Linked DNA regions of Homo sapiens: region 1 is linked to region 2. Evidence: chromatin loops called from intact Hi-C (ENCODE). Cell type or tissue: PC-3. All regions are shown on one strand. Each heading gives the region's core, and the rest is flanking DNA. Links, peaks and the distances in the headings are about the cores only. Region 1 overlaps EPS8 (EGFR pathway substrate 8, signaling adaptor). Region 2 overlaps EPS8 (EGFR pathway substrate 8, signaling adaptor).

Region 1 (7,222 bases), core at 2,752-5,251, 55 kb after region 2:
CCTTAATTTCTACCCAATTAGAGATTTTTACTCAGTTTCATTTTTAGCGTGTACATATCCTTTCTATCATTGCCTTTATTCAAGGATAGTTTCCCTTTAAGATAATCATTAAAAATTTCTTCAGTTTTTAAAATCTTATCATTATATAGTTCACCATTATAAAAACCACAAGAGTCATGTTTTGCAAGATTTTTATAAAAAGACTTTTTACATCAAGATACTTACTGATTCAGACAAGGAACAATCCCTTTTTCTGTTTTAAACTACATATCAAGACTCAGAAAAATCCATAAACTTTCAGGTAACTTGTGTCTCTTTGCAGGCAAACCTAATTAGTGAAGATATTGAAAGTGCAATCAGTGACAGTAAAGGAGGGAAACAGAAGAGGCGGCCCGACGCCCTGAGGTAAAAGCATTGAAAGAAATCAAGGAGTGGAATTGATTTGTTTCTAAGGCTTTTTTCCCCAAAGAGTTAGAAAAATTATTTTCTATGGAAGTATATTATTGTATTGTATAGATCATAACCTGTAGTCTCAACACATTTGTTCTCCCAAGTTTGTCAGTGTGTTTACTCCTCTTCTCTCCATATTTTTGGTCTTTCTCTGATATGGCTTCACTTGTGTTGGAAGTCACAGAGTCATGAAAGATGAGTGGCATTTTAAGAGAAGGTATCCTAGGGAAATACAAGCTAGACAGTAGGATTGTAATTGTTCCATGGCCCTTTCAAATCACATAAGACTCAGAAGGAAAATCAACCTAGTTTTCAGCTGACTATTAATTTTTTTATTTCATATGCATTCATAAATATGCATAATGTGTAATGCTTAGGAAATCCTTATTGTCCCTTGACATAGTTCTTTTTGAATTTTAATAACTAGTACCACAAGTTGAGTTAATTGATATGTTATAGAAATAGAGATGGTAAAAATTCTATTTGTTTTCATCTTTTTAAGGATGATTTCCAATGCAGACCCTAGTATACCGCCTCCACCCAGAGCTCCTGCCCCTGCGCCCCCTGGGACCGTCACCCAGGTGGATGTTAGAAGTCGAGTGGCAGCCTGGTCTGCATGGGCAGCCGACCAAGGGGACTGTGAGTCTTCCTAGAATTAATACTTATTGAACACTTACTTTGGGTTGGGACATAGTTCTTGCTTTCAAATTCTGATGCTGATTTCAGAACTGAAGCTTGAGGTTAGTTTTTAAAAAATCAACTCTGGCCGGGCGCAGTGGCTCATGCCTGTAATCCCAGTGCTTTGGGAGGCCGAGGCGGGCGGATCACCTGAGGTCAGGAGTTTGAGACCAGCATGACCAATATGATGAAACCCCGTCTCTATTAAAAATACAAAAATTAGGTGGGTGTGGTGGCATGCGCCTATAATCCTAGCTACTGGGATGGTTGAGACAGGAGAATCACTTGAACCGGGAGGCGGAGGTTGCAGTAAGCTGAGATCACGCCATTGCACCCCAGCCTGGACAACAAGACCAAAACTCCATTTCAAAAAAAAAAAAAATCAAATCTTAGATAAAATAAAGTTAAGCCTTGAATTTTGTTAAGATTATTATCTGTAAGAGTTTAGACCCACCATTTAATAAATATGGTATTAGGGTTAGAGTCTTTTTATTTTTTTAATGCTAAGAGGAAGTTTTACTTGATTGACAAAAAGATGGCAACAAAATATATACAGGTTTTTCTTAAAGATTGCACTTAACATTCTTTCCATTTTTTATTATCTAACTAGAGTCCCTTTTTGGACAAGTTTGTCATATTCATGGAAAGGTTGTCAGGACAGTGGTTGGCTGCTGGCAGTGGAGAAGGGTAAAAGGTATCCATCATATGACTGTTCTTGTCAAGTGGGCCCTATGAGCGTGGCATCATTTCACCTTGGCATTCTGTTTAAAAACAATTATAACATAGAACTTAGTGTTACTTTTTATATGTTAGAATATTTTACTAGAATCTGAAATGTTTATAACTAAAAAAATGCCTTAAAATATGTTTGGTCTAGTATCTTCATTTTAAGGACGAATAAATTGTGATTCAGCAGGCTCCAATCTGATGAACTCTAGAGCCTCATTCTTTTGCCGCTACTCCAGTGGAACTTCTTAACTTCTTATTCTTTATCCAGTAAAGTATTATTCACACAGGGTATCTGGCACTATAGTTAAACGATATAACTCATTTCCAAAAATGAGTCACCTCGGACTCTACTTTGGATGTGCAGAGTAAAAGTTGGACTCTGAAGCAAGACCTGATATGTCTACCTGTGTGGTCTTGGGAAGTTATCTCTCTGTACTTCGGTCTCATCTCTGAAATGGGGATAATAATTCATGGGTTGCTCTGAATCTGAAAGTAAATAATGTTTATGGTAGTACCTACTACAAAATAGTAAGCATAATTTGTGGTTTTCATTTTGCCAAATTGAGTTCATTTTCTTTCTGAATTGTTTTCTATTTTGTTTAGGTTTCTTGTATTCTTAAAGGTTTTTTCAGAGGTTGAAATGTAAGCCGAGCTACCAAAGATATGAAAAAAAGAATTCTTTGATGCATTTATTTAAAAAAAAATTAATTAACAGAGATATGTAGTTTAATTTTATAACAGTTTCCGTTTTCATAAGTTATGTAAATTTGTATTGATCTGCTTTGTATTTAAAATGTGTTTAAAAGACAGTAATTTATTGTATTCTATACTTTTTGTGTACTTATGGTGTTTTTGTTGTTACTGTTTCGATGAAGAGGGTCTGAAGTAGAGGAAGGATAAGACAAGTTTACAGACATTCTGAACAAACCTGTAAAAATATATGTTGAACCTAATATATATAATATATATTATGTATATTATATGTTGAACCATATATATATGTGTGTGTGTATATATATATATATATATATATATATATTATTTTTTTTTTTTTTTTTTTTTTTTTTGAGATGGAGTGTTGCTCTGTCACCCAGGCTGGAGTGCAGTGGTGCGATCTCAGCTTACTGCAACCTTTGTCTCCTGGTTCAAGCGATTCTCCTGCCTCAGCCTCCCAAGTAGCTGGGATTACAGGCGTGTGCCACCATACCTGGCTAATTTTGTATTTTTAGTAGAGATGGAGTTTCACTGTGTTAGCCAGGATTGTCTTGATCTCCTGACCTCGTGATCCTCCCGCCTCAGCCTCTGAAAGTGCTGGAATTACAGGCGTGAGCCACCATGCCCTGCTGAACCTAATATAATTTATAACAAAGACAGAATTTATCCCTAGGGGTTTCTGAGCTTTCATTAAATTTTATCTGAAATATTTTCTGCAATGTCATCTGTTTAAGTGAGATAAGGCTTTCAGAACTTCTAATTTACCACTAGCCTAAACAGAAGACTTATTATATCAGGTTTGGCCTGGGTCCAGTCCAGTTTTTAGTTGGAAAGCCCCTCAGGAGGAATATCTTTTTGGTTCCTCTGGATGCTCCAGCTGACTCAGGCTGAACTGCTTCTCCGTTGAATCCCTGAGGCATATCTACCCCTGACTTCCAAAGGTGATCTCTGTGGAATAGCGCCAGTGGCACTAGGGTTCCTAGTCGTGTTTCAGACCTGACAGAGCCCAAGAAATACCATATCTCCCCCTCACTGTGCCCTCCAAATGATATTTTTTGGGGCCTCTGTAGAGTTCCTAATAGCTATTTCAACCTCAACTTAGTACTTTCTGTGGTAGTCCACTACAACCAAGGTAGCAGCTATCTATGTGTAAAATAGTAGCTAACTGGCAAGATTTCATAGATAGAAATTTTAATTATCTTAAAGTAGTTAACAGCCGCTAATTAAGTTTCATAAGACACGATGATTTCTTCTTTCTTTTTTTTTTTTTTTTTGTTGGCAAGTGTTCCAGTTACAGGTAAAGTTAGTGTAAAGGAAGAATAGCAATACAAAGTGTCCAATTTTTTTTTGCAGTTCTCTCTATTGAACATCATGAGTCACGATGATGTATCATGAGTTGTATTTCCATTTGTGGTGTTACGTTTCTGTTGTTCCATCCATATATTTTGAAATTTATTCTACCATGAGATATCTGTAACAACTCTCTGTGTTTAGAGGCAGTATTAACTGACTCATACCAGGAAGGAGTTCATGATAATAACTTCATGATTAACATCATGCTGTAGCCAACTGAGCAACCTTAATACCCTGAATGGTCTTAAGACATTTATTTTTTAATGTGAAAATTTCTGTCTGCTTTTAAAGCATGTAGCTTAAAATTAATGAGCCCAACATTGTGGGTTTTAAGCTTAATTACACTAGAATTTTAAGAAGCACTCTGCTGTCAGAACTCCGAAAGCTTTATTGTAGTCACAGTGTTGGAATGTATAAAAATTATAGCTCTGTTGCATTAGAACTTAGTTGACCAGCTTTTGAGAAGTAAAAGCTTGACTGCTGGTTTATATTTCTGGCTTGTGTAGGAATTAAAGGGTGCTAAGTTAAGGTTGGTTCTACAGGTAGCTGACTCAGGGAAGAGAGAGAATGGGGTGATATTACAAGGTAAATTAACATCATAAAGTTGAGAGGACTAATACTTAAGCTCTGCTCAACTGCTCCTGTTAGTATTGACAAGGATGCATTTCATGGCTGATGAGCACAGTTTTGACTTGTGTATCCAGTGGAGGTGTTCCCTTTGGCAAATGGTCCTCCTTTTTAACTAATTTTTATGTTTTAATTGTCTGTATTGGTATTGTGGGAGTAAAAGATTGAAAGACTTATGATTGTCCTTTCTATAGTTGAGAAACCAAGGCAGTATCATGAGCAGGAAGAAACACCTGAGATGATGGCAGCCCGCATTGACAGAGATGTGGTAAGTACAGGAGTCGCCTTTAGATCACTGGCTTTTCTTTTAAGAGGAAAAAGAAAACTTCATAAGAAAATGAAGCTGATTTAAATAGAGATATTTTATGGAAACCATGTTTTCTGTTACCTGTGATGGCTATGCCCTTTGAATTTGCCCTTTGAATTATTTTCTCGTTAAACATTTTTGCCTTTATGCCAATATTTAGTTAGTAGACTTGGGCTATGATAGAAGAATCAGCTTATTAACTAGTTTACATTGGAACTTAGGCTGAATTATTAGATTTCAGGAATGGTACAATTTTTATTTTATTATCGTTTGTAATTCATAATTGAAATATCTTTTTAATATGTCTTCTTGGCATTTATTAACAATGTATTTTAGAATACCTAAGAGATAAAAGTTAAGTGGCATTTTTAAAGGATAGATTTGTAAATCGTAAAGCTTTTATAAAAGATAATGCTACATTTGTTTTCTTTATAGTGATTTACAGAATGAGAATGCTGTAAATGCTTTATTATAGCATTTTCATTCTTTAAATGAGATCTAGAATATGATGTTAATACATTACTTTTTATACCATATACATGTTACCAGCTTATTGAGAAACAAATACTGAAAGGAATTTGAAATTTCTAATTCAATTTTTACAGCACACTATTACATGTTATACTTAAAAGTTTAACCCCAATTTGTAGTCTTAAATTAGAAGAATGTCAAGTTTCACACATACTGGAGAAAGGCAACTAAGACTATAGTATATAAGATAATCAAATTCATTCCAGTGATCTCTGAAAGCATGGTGCATTATTCTATTTTGTCATGTGGAAACTCTTATTAATGCTTAGTATCCTAGACTAGCTATTAGGTTATCACAACAATCTGTATACCTTTAATTCCATGAAGTAATATTGTCAGTGCTTTATTGGGACATTTATCAGTAAAGCAAAAATGTCAGTGCTCTTCTAACAAAACCTATTTTAGAATTTTCCTCCTAACTGTGTGGGAGAACACTGAGAAAATTAGAGTAATTGAAAATAATAATCTGAGCAGATATTGTGAATGCTTCCTTGATGACATTGAAAATAGAGCAAAAGTAAGCTAAAGAAAAATGTAAATGTCAGAATATGGCTATAGGTATATTTAGTTTGATTCTTGTAATTAGTAATAAACTTGAAATTGGCATGTGGGCTGCTTCCTTTTCTAAAAAAACCTTTCTATTATTTACTAACAGAGTACAGCTAAGGTAAAAATAGTTTTGTTTTATATTTTATTCTATAATTTCTAATTTCAGCAAATCTTAAACCACATTTTGGATGACATTGAATTTTTTATCACAAAACTCCAAAAAGCAGCAGAAGCATTTTCTGAGCTTTCTAAAAGGAAGAAAAACAAGAAAGGTAAAAGGAAAGGACCAGGAGGTAAGTTGGATTTTCTTAATCTTCTAATGCCTGGTTAGATCTCCAGTACTGGCTGGGCGCAGTGGCTCACACCTGTAATCCCAGCACTTTGGGAGGCCGAGGCGGGTGTATCATCTAAGGTCAGGAGTTCGAGACTAGCCTGACCAATGTGATGAAACCCCGTCTCTACTAAAAATACAAAAATTAGCCGGGCATGGTGGCATGTGCCTGTAATCCCAGCTACTTGGGAGGCTGAGACAGGAGAATTGCTTGAACCTAGCAGGCGGAGGTTGCAGTGAGCTAAGATCACACCATTGCACTCCAGCCTGGAAACTCCATGTCAAAAAAAAAAAAAAAGAACTCTGGTACTAGGCAGAGTTTTGACCCTCAAGAACTACTTAGCAAAACTTCATTGACTGTGGACTAGGGTTCCTCTTCTAGTTTTGGGGTAGCACTTGAGATTTAGGCAAAGAGTAAGATGAACTCAGGGAAGAGTCCATTTTGGTTATAAGTCAGCTATAGTGAAGAAAGATCCTGGAATGTTTTACCTAAATCACAGAGACTGAGATTCAGGCAGTGACCATCTATCTGTAGTTTTCATTAGTTATTGTAAAATTAAGTATCTGTTAAAGAAAGACATAGCTCTATTCTTGTAGTTGGATTTATTCTGTTGTAAACTAGAACCATATTATTTGTTAAATAAAAGGGTTGACTTACTAAAATATTTAAAAGTTTCAACAGATTTGAATTTTTTATCACAAAACTTTAAACGGTACATTCAGGTCACATACAAAGTCACATACAGACAATTTTGAAGTATGCTGCAGTTCAGCTATTTAAAATGGCCTCAGCTATATAAAATTAAAATTATGGAAGTAATGTTTATACTTCCTCTGACAAAATGGTAGAGATTGAAAGATATAAAATAGTAAATAAATATCCCTTTCATTACAGATAACTTCCAAATCTTTCTGTAGCACATATTTGTATAATGAGCATATGACCTTTGGCT
Region 2 (7,222 bases), core at 2,519-5,018:
TCCAGTATTGCTTTCTTTCCCTCATTACATCTAGGAAAACAGTTTGGAGATGAGCTACTGGAGTTAAAAAAATCTATTTGGTTTTATTTGTCAATTAAAAAATCTATTTGGTGTGTGTTAGGTTTATTTTTGTGAGTGGGGAATGGCATATGACTGTATATTACAGACATGGGTGGGTTTCCTACAGATTGTGAATGGGAAAAGTTTGAGTTACTCTGTTGTGGTATTTGTGTTATAGTATTTTCTTGCTTTCTTTTCACTCTGAGTATATGTGGACATATTTTTGATTGCCTTCACCTATTATGTGCCAACTATTGTACTAAGTGCTGGGGATACAGTGGTAAACAAAGGCTGGCCCTTGCCCTCAAGAAGTATGTATTCTAATGGGACAGACAGGGCAAAAATAAATGACATGCAACATCACCAACTGTAGTAAGTGGTAGGGAGAAAATAAAAAATAAAAGCACACAGAGATTAATGCAAGAGGGTGGGTTAGGTTTGGGGATAGATAATCTCATACAGCACTTTAAATATCTGGGTGTGCTTCTCTGAGCAAGTGGTAGATAAACAGGCTTAAAGGATGAGAATTGCTAAGAAATGGAGAACTTGAGTTTCAGGCAGAGGGAGCAACATGCCCAGGGAGTCCACAGCTGGGGCAAAGTGAGCAAGGAGGTCATAGAAGAAGGAAAGAGACAAAACTGAAAAGTGAGGCAGGGGACAGATCCTAAAAGGGCTTTTAGGTGACAGTAAGAGGCTTTGATTTTACTATGACTGCATTCAGACAACACTGAAGCGTTCTAAGTAAATAACACGACCAGATTTAAGGAACACCCCATTTGTTGATCACTAAGTGTATGATTATTTGTAACACTTAGCAGAATGTGACTGTCAATGGACCTCTTTTACAGTATGCTTTGCTTACATCAGTAGTGTGACCATTATGTTCTTAGTCACCCTGGAGTAAAGAAGAGTTATTGTTGGGCATGATGGCACATCTGTAATCCCAGCTACTCAGGAGGCTGAGGCAGAAGGATTGCTGTAGCCCAGGGGTTCAAGTGTAGCCTAGGCAACATAGGAAGACCTTATCTCTTAAAAAAAGAGGTTACAATTTATGTTACCTCATCTGATCCCAAGTGTTATCTAGCAAGGGGGAAATATTTGAATTACTTAGAAAACTCAGATGTGATTTTTTAAATCTACCATTTATTACTTATAATTAATCAGGTACTATGCTATACTCTTTTCATATATTATTTGAAAATAATATGTGAAGAAGATACTATTATTTTCATTTTATAGATAAGCAAACAGATTTAGTAATGTGGCCAAAGTTGTATAGCCTTAAAGTATGGAGTTGGGATATGAGTCTGTTTTGTACATGAACCTGAATTCTTTACAACTACATTCTACTGCCTATACTGATGATTTGTTTGTCACATAACACTAAATTGTATAGCCAGGAAAATAATTAAGGTTTAGATTTCAAATCCATGGCTTTTTGCCCATAACATACCACCTCTTGACGTAGTTGGTTTAATCTGTTTTTCATAGCCCCATGTCAAAAATAGAAGGGGATTAGATACCATTTTTAGAATTACAATTAAGAGGTCTTAAACTATAATCTAAATAAAGATTAAGACTTGGTTAGGAGAATAAGCATTTTATCAATTGAAAATAAACTTGAAAGGGATCCTTAATATTTTGCCCACCCAGGGTAAACATTCACTGCACTAACAATTTTCAGCCAAAGGCCCCAGCTAAATTCTGCCACCTGGGCAAACTCTAGTCCAATGATATTCAAAGAAATTAAACCGTTTTAAAAACTGATATGTCCTCTGGCAATTTAATGTGAGTGTATCACTGTGGCATTCAGCTTCAGATCATGTGTTGCTGTAATATCTTCTCTTTATATGACTGCATTTCTGTTGTGTGTCACTGACACGGCTTGTCTGATTTCAAGCCCTTTCTATCACTCCTATTTATTGGTAACATACAAGCTTCAAGGATCATTTGATGTGCAAATTTAATTGCAGGTTTTACTTTTAAAGGATGACATAAGCTATATCATTTTAACAACTGTTTGCACAGCTTTTTCTAAACTGCTACTCAGAAAACAGGCATTTTTATTCTGTGTATTGTAATGCTTCCTGACTTGTCAAGGCTGCTTGCTCAGTAATTAACTTATATGTAAGTATGTATGTATGTGTGTATATATATATATATGTATGTTTATATATACATATATATGATGATGTTTTGCAGTGCTTCAATAGGTACATGCTTTGGAATTAAACTTGGGCATTTCCCCTGATTTTTTGATAAGAGGACACCTTATCAGCATTCACAGTTCCTTTTTTGTATTTACTGATTTGCCCCTTTCTCTTCCTTCCTTCCTCGCTTCCTTCCCATTGCTATATAGCACATGATTATAGATAGGAGAGGTTAAGTCTTGCTACCTAGCTAATGTGATAATTTCCTGACAGTATTTCAGAGTTAAGGTAAAAATACTCCAGAAAGGATTGATACTTCTGTAAGAAATGCCTTTTTTTTTCTCTAAATGGCACTTAAGAACCCGGAAGCACTCATGATTTTAATAAGCTGAAGTAGTCCTGTCGTTTTGTTTAGAGTTTAACTTTTTGTGGAAAGGACAGGCTTTGAGGACATTGTAGGTTTAAAAATGCGTTTTACAAGGACCTTCTAGACAATTCTTTTGATATACATTCACCAACATGTCCAGCTAGCTGATTTGGTAGAATATGAGACTCTTGATATGCACTCATCAAGCTAATTACAGGGGATGGGAGTTCCATTTGAGCCAGGTGAAATGAGGAAAGTCTAAGTAAAATCTTCATAATTATGGGAAATATTGATACTACATGCCAAAAGCTTTCATTTTCCCTGCTTCAATTCTTTGTACCTATTGTGTTTCAGCAGAGTCTGTATTTAAATGGGAAATTTTCAGCAGAAATGGGAGGCTCTATAAATATTGTTATTCAATAATTTGTAAGGTGAATTTGCAGATGTCCTCATAGTGACTCATAATTTTTCCTTATTCGTCATTAGGTTTTGTGACTATTTGGTTATTTCTTTTTTCAGAAATTTTATGTTGAAAAGTGTAAAACTGCTAGTTACTGTATTTTAGCCAAAATCTAATTAAATAGGTTTTCTCCTTTTAAATTTGAATTAGGAAAATGTTCTGGGGTATTGGATCTGAATGAGACTGTACAAATTGGTCTCATTGGTCTCATTTTACAGGTGAGGAAGCAGAGGCTGAGAGAGGTTAAGTTACTCACCAAAGGTTATAGAGCTATTAAGTGGCAGACTTGGTGCACAAACACAAGCTTTTGGTTTCCTTGTGCTGAGGTCTTAACACTTTACATCTAATCTTTAGTTATAGGACATGAAAGGAAATGAGAAATCACTTTTTCCACCAATTTTTTTGTTTCTTGCTGTCTTTTTAACTGAAATTGCCAAATAAGATCATGTCTTATTGGAGCTGTACAGTGATTTCTAGGTTGAAAGTGACATTTAAAATCCATAATCAAATAAGTTTGTGTGGTGTTTCCCTTAATGCATTCCTAAACATTGCCAATTTAAGGCAAAACTACCATTTTGTTCATTTATATTCCCTGTTACATAATTTTGCGGTTCATTTTTCTCAAATCAATATTTTCCTAACTTAGACTACTAATGCCATCTATACACTTAATTTAAGTATGGTCTCACTCTTCTAAATAACTTCTGGAAAGAACGTATAATATTGGTCCTGCTATTTATATTTATTCATGCCAAGAAGTGTCCATTTCATTTCTTTTTTCTTTCTTTCTTTCTTTTTTTTTGAGATGGAGTCTCGTGCTGTCACCCAGGCTGGAGTGCAATGGCACGATCTCGGCTGACTGCAACCTCTGCCTCCGGGGCTTAAGCAATTCTGCTGCCTCAGCCTCCCAAGTAGCTGGGATTACAGGCACGTGCCACCGCGCCCAGCTAATTTTTGTATTTTTAGTAGAGATGGGGTTTCACCATGTTGCCCAGGCTGGTCTTGAACTCCTGACCTCAGATGATCCACTTGCCTCGGCCTCCCAAAGTGCTAGGATTACAGGTGTGAACCACTGTGCCTGGCTCCCTTTTTTTGTTTTTTCTACCTTTAATCCTAGCTCTACAGCCAAACAATAGCTTCAACCCATACTGACTCATTGAATGTTTTAACAAATTCCCATCATTTACATGCCAGGCATGTTTGTCCTTTTGCATGACTATAATTGTAGTTAGATATGATTCTCCCAAAGATAAGTCATATTGCATCTCCTGTCCCTCTCCAGGTAAATTGTTAAAGCATTTGATTGATCATTGTATCCATACAAATTTAACTAACTTAGCATGTATGTAATTGAAATTTGATAATATGTAGTTTAGAGTATTTCTTTAGAAACTTCTTTTGGGTTTCTTACTCTCACTGAAAAAGGTATTAAAGTTAGGAGAAGGATTGGTTTAGAGAAGACAAAGCAGATAGTGGATCTTATAAGAAGAAGGAATGAAGGACCGATGAGGAATTGGGGTTGAACAGTACAGGAACTGAAAGTGAAATTTTGCTTATACTTCCAAGATGAATGGATTGTGACATTGTTGATCGATTCTGCTTGGTTGTCCTAACAATTTATGTAAGTGACCTCACATCATTTTGGATCTGATGATCTTAGCTTACAGATTATGTTACAGCCTATTTTGTCTGCCTCTATATTTGTAGTTACAAAGTATGGGAATGTAGGGCAAGGTTACCAGTAAAGATGTGTGTGTGTGCAATTTCCAGCTTCAAGAGCTTTGGAAAAAAGTGCAGTAACCAAATCTGTCACATTCGAAATATATAATATTTCCTGTGACTACTTCTGGTAAACTGCCCTATCATAGAAAACTGAAGGAATCAGCAAATACCCATGAGCTTTGCTTAGAATTGTTCCACTATCATTGATATCCTGTGTATGGATATGAATGACTATGGATGGTTTCAGTCCATGCCATTTTTTTAATATTTGGACAATGATTTGTCATATATCAGTCTGTGCCAGATTAGCCTTTCATAAGACTTCATTATCATCTTTACTGATAGATAATTCAGGAGCCAAAGGTATATCAGAATTTTGTTTAACAGCAGGGTATTAACTGTACCTGTTAACTTACTATTAGGAAACTGTCTGTTTCCAAGCAGCAACATTTTTTGGCATTTGGCAGACCTATGGACCATTTTTAAGAGACAGTATCTTAAAAATGACAGGGATTGGAATTGGGATACTCTCTCAGATTTCTTTCAGCTCTCAAGTTTAGTGATACTTTGAAATGTTGGGTTGGAATTTTATGATTATAGTGTTTATTTTGATTATATTCTTCGTTTTGAAGGGTTTTCTTCTTGCTACTTTTAATACTGATTTTCTCATCGAGGAATTATATTAGTACTTTCTGCTGTTCTCTCCATTGGTTTCAAGACTTAATATTATTATCCTCTTCTCACTCCCTTCAGTTTCTGTGTCCTGCCGTGTTTTTTTTTTTCCCTAATGTCCTTCTGTTGCAGTTTGGGTTCCCCAGAAAGCAGATTTTGAGATGGAAATTAGTGTTCGGGAAAGTTTATTAGAAAGTGTTCTTGGGGGCCAGGCATGGTGGCTCACGCCTGTAATCCCAGCACTTTGGGAGGCCGAGGCCAGCAGATCACCTGAGGTCAGGATTTCGAGACCAGCCTGGTCAACATGGTGAAACCCTGTCTCTATTAAAAACACAAAAAATTAGCTGGGCACTTTGGGAGGCCGGCAGATCACCTGAGGTCAAGATTTCGAGACCAGCCTGGTCAACATGGTGAAACCCCATCTCTATTAAAAACACAAAAAATTAGCCAGGCGTAGTGGCGCACACCAGTAGTCCCAGCTATTCGGGAGGAGAATCACTTGAACCCAGTAGGCGGAAGCTGCAGTGAGCCAAGATTGTGCCACTGCACACTCCAGCCTGGGCGGCAGAGTGAAACTCCATCTCAAAAAAAAAAAAAAAAGAAAAGTAAAGAAAAAAAAAAAGAAAGCGCTCTTGGGATCAGCCCCTGTGGACGAAGGGAAGGAAGGAAACACTGTTGGGCCAAGGGGGATGTTGGGCTGCCATGTAGTCTCAAATAAAATCTGACCCTGTGGGGTGCTTCAAAGCTGAGAGGCCACCTCACCCTTGTCCCCAGTTGGAGAAAGGGGACCAAGGCTTTGTCTTCCACATGTCAACCAATCTTTGGATGTGGGCTTCCCTGGGAAGGGAGTGTGATACTGGGTGAAGTGAGGCCATCCTGAAAGAGCTGATAGTTGAAGGTTGTCTGCAGGCAGCACCACAGCAGTTGGGGAATCAGTCCTTCAGTCCTGAAAGGAGATGTGGGTGGCATGTCACAGTTTCCATTCAATCTTTTTTGCAGGGGTGCTGGAGATGGGAAGGAATGGCCCAGGGGATGGGTCAGAATTTTCAGGAATAAGGAGTTGCAGCATACAGTGGTCAGGAGCTTGAGAGATGGTAGAGAACAAAAGTGGATGTAGAATAGGTTCTGCCAGGCAATTGACTTCTGACATTGACTATTGCTTTTCTAAATACATTTTAAAAATTCTATTTATAGTGATGCTTTTCACTTTTAAAGTTATAGAAACCTGATGAAAACTCTGAGTGCACTATACAGAGAATGTATTTTTGTTTTTTACCCATTTCCCATTTGCCCCAAGAATACTGCACTGGCAACAAGCAGCACTTTTTTATTCTAAGTGAGAAATGGGTTAAAGAGATGGGTCCTGCTCAGTCACACAGGCTGGAATACAGTGGCGTGATCATAGCTCACTCCTGGGCTCAAACTCCTGGGCTCAAGCAGTTCTCCTGTCTCAGCCTCATGAGCATCTAGGACTGCTGGTGTGTACCACCATGCTTGGCTGATTGCTGAATTTTTTGTGGAGATGGGGTCTTGGTATGTTGCCCAGGCTGCTCTTGACTTCCTGGACTCAAGGGATCCTCCCACCCGTGGCCTATCAAAGAGCTGGGATTACAGGTGTGAGCCACTGTACCCAGCCTGTGCCATATCTTTATTCAAATATAATTTGGTTTTATAAAACATACAGATTTTTTAGTTTTATGTTCTTTATAGGCTCTTTTTTCTCTCTCCATTTCTTTAATAATTTAAATATACTTTTTTGGTGTCTTCATATTAAAAATCAGTTGAGCACTC

Evidence for each region. Peaks named below come from ENCODE experiments on the same cell type or tissue, not always from the same donor. Only the 100,000 strongest peaks of a DNase experiment are listed, where the experiment ranks them.
Region 1: it touches region 2 in a loop (2.4-fold over the local background); 3 of 110 quality-filtered maps call a loop at or near these places.

The regions. Positions count from the first base shown.
Region 1 is chr12:15,659,623-15,666,844 of GRCh38, reverse strand. It overlaps EPS8 (EGFR pathway substrate 8, signaling adaptor), which reads left to right. Exons shown (of 21, transcript NM_004447.6): 7 at 323-405; 8 at 953-1,089; 9 at 4,746-4,819; 10 at 6,105-6,231. Among named protein-coding and RNA genes, the nearest start is that of EPS8, 130 kb to the left of the region's middle. In PC-3, for the core only: no CTCF peak of the experiment used is centred there; a DNase peak (open chromatin) is centred at 4,024; H3K4me3 peaks cover 425 bases; H3K27ac peaks cover 2,254 bases.
Region 2 is chr12:15,714,204-15,721,425 of GRCh38, reverse strand. All of the region lies in intron 1 of EPS8 (EGFR pathway substrate 8, signaling adaptor), which reads left to right. Among named protein-coding and RNA genes, the nearest start is that of EPS8, 72 kb to the left of the region's middle. In PC-3, for the core only: no CTCF peak of the experiment used is centred there; no DNase peak of the experiment used is centred there; H3K4me3 peaks cover 132 bases; H3K27ac peaks cover 2,458 bases.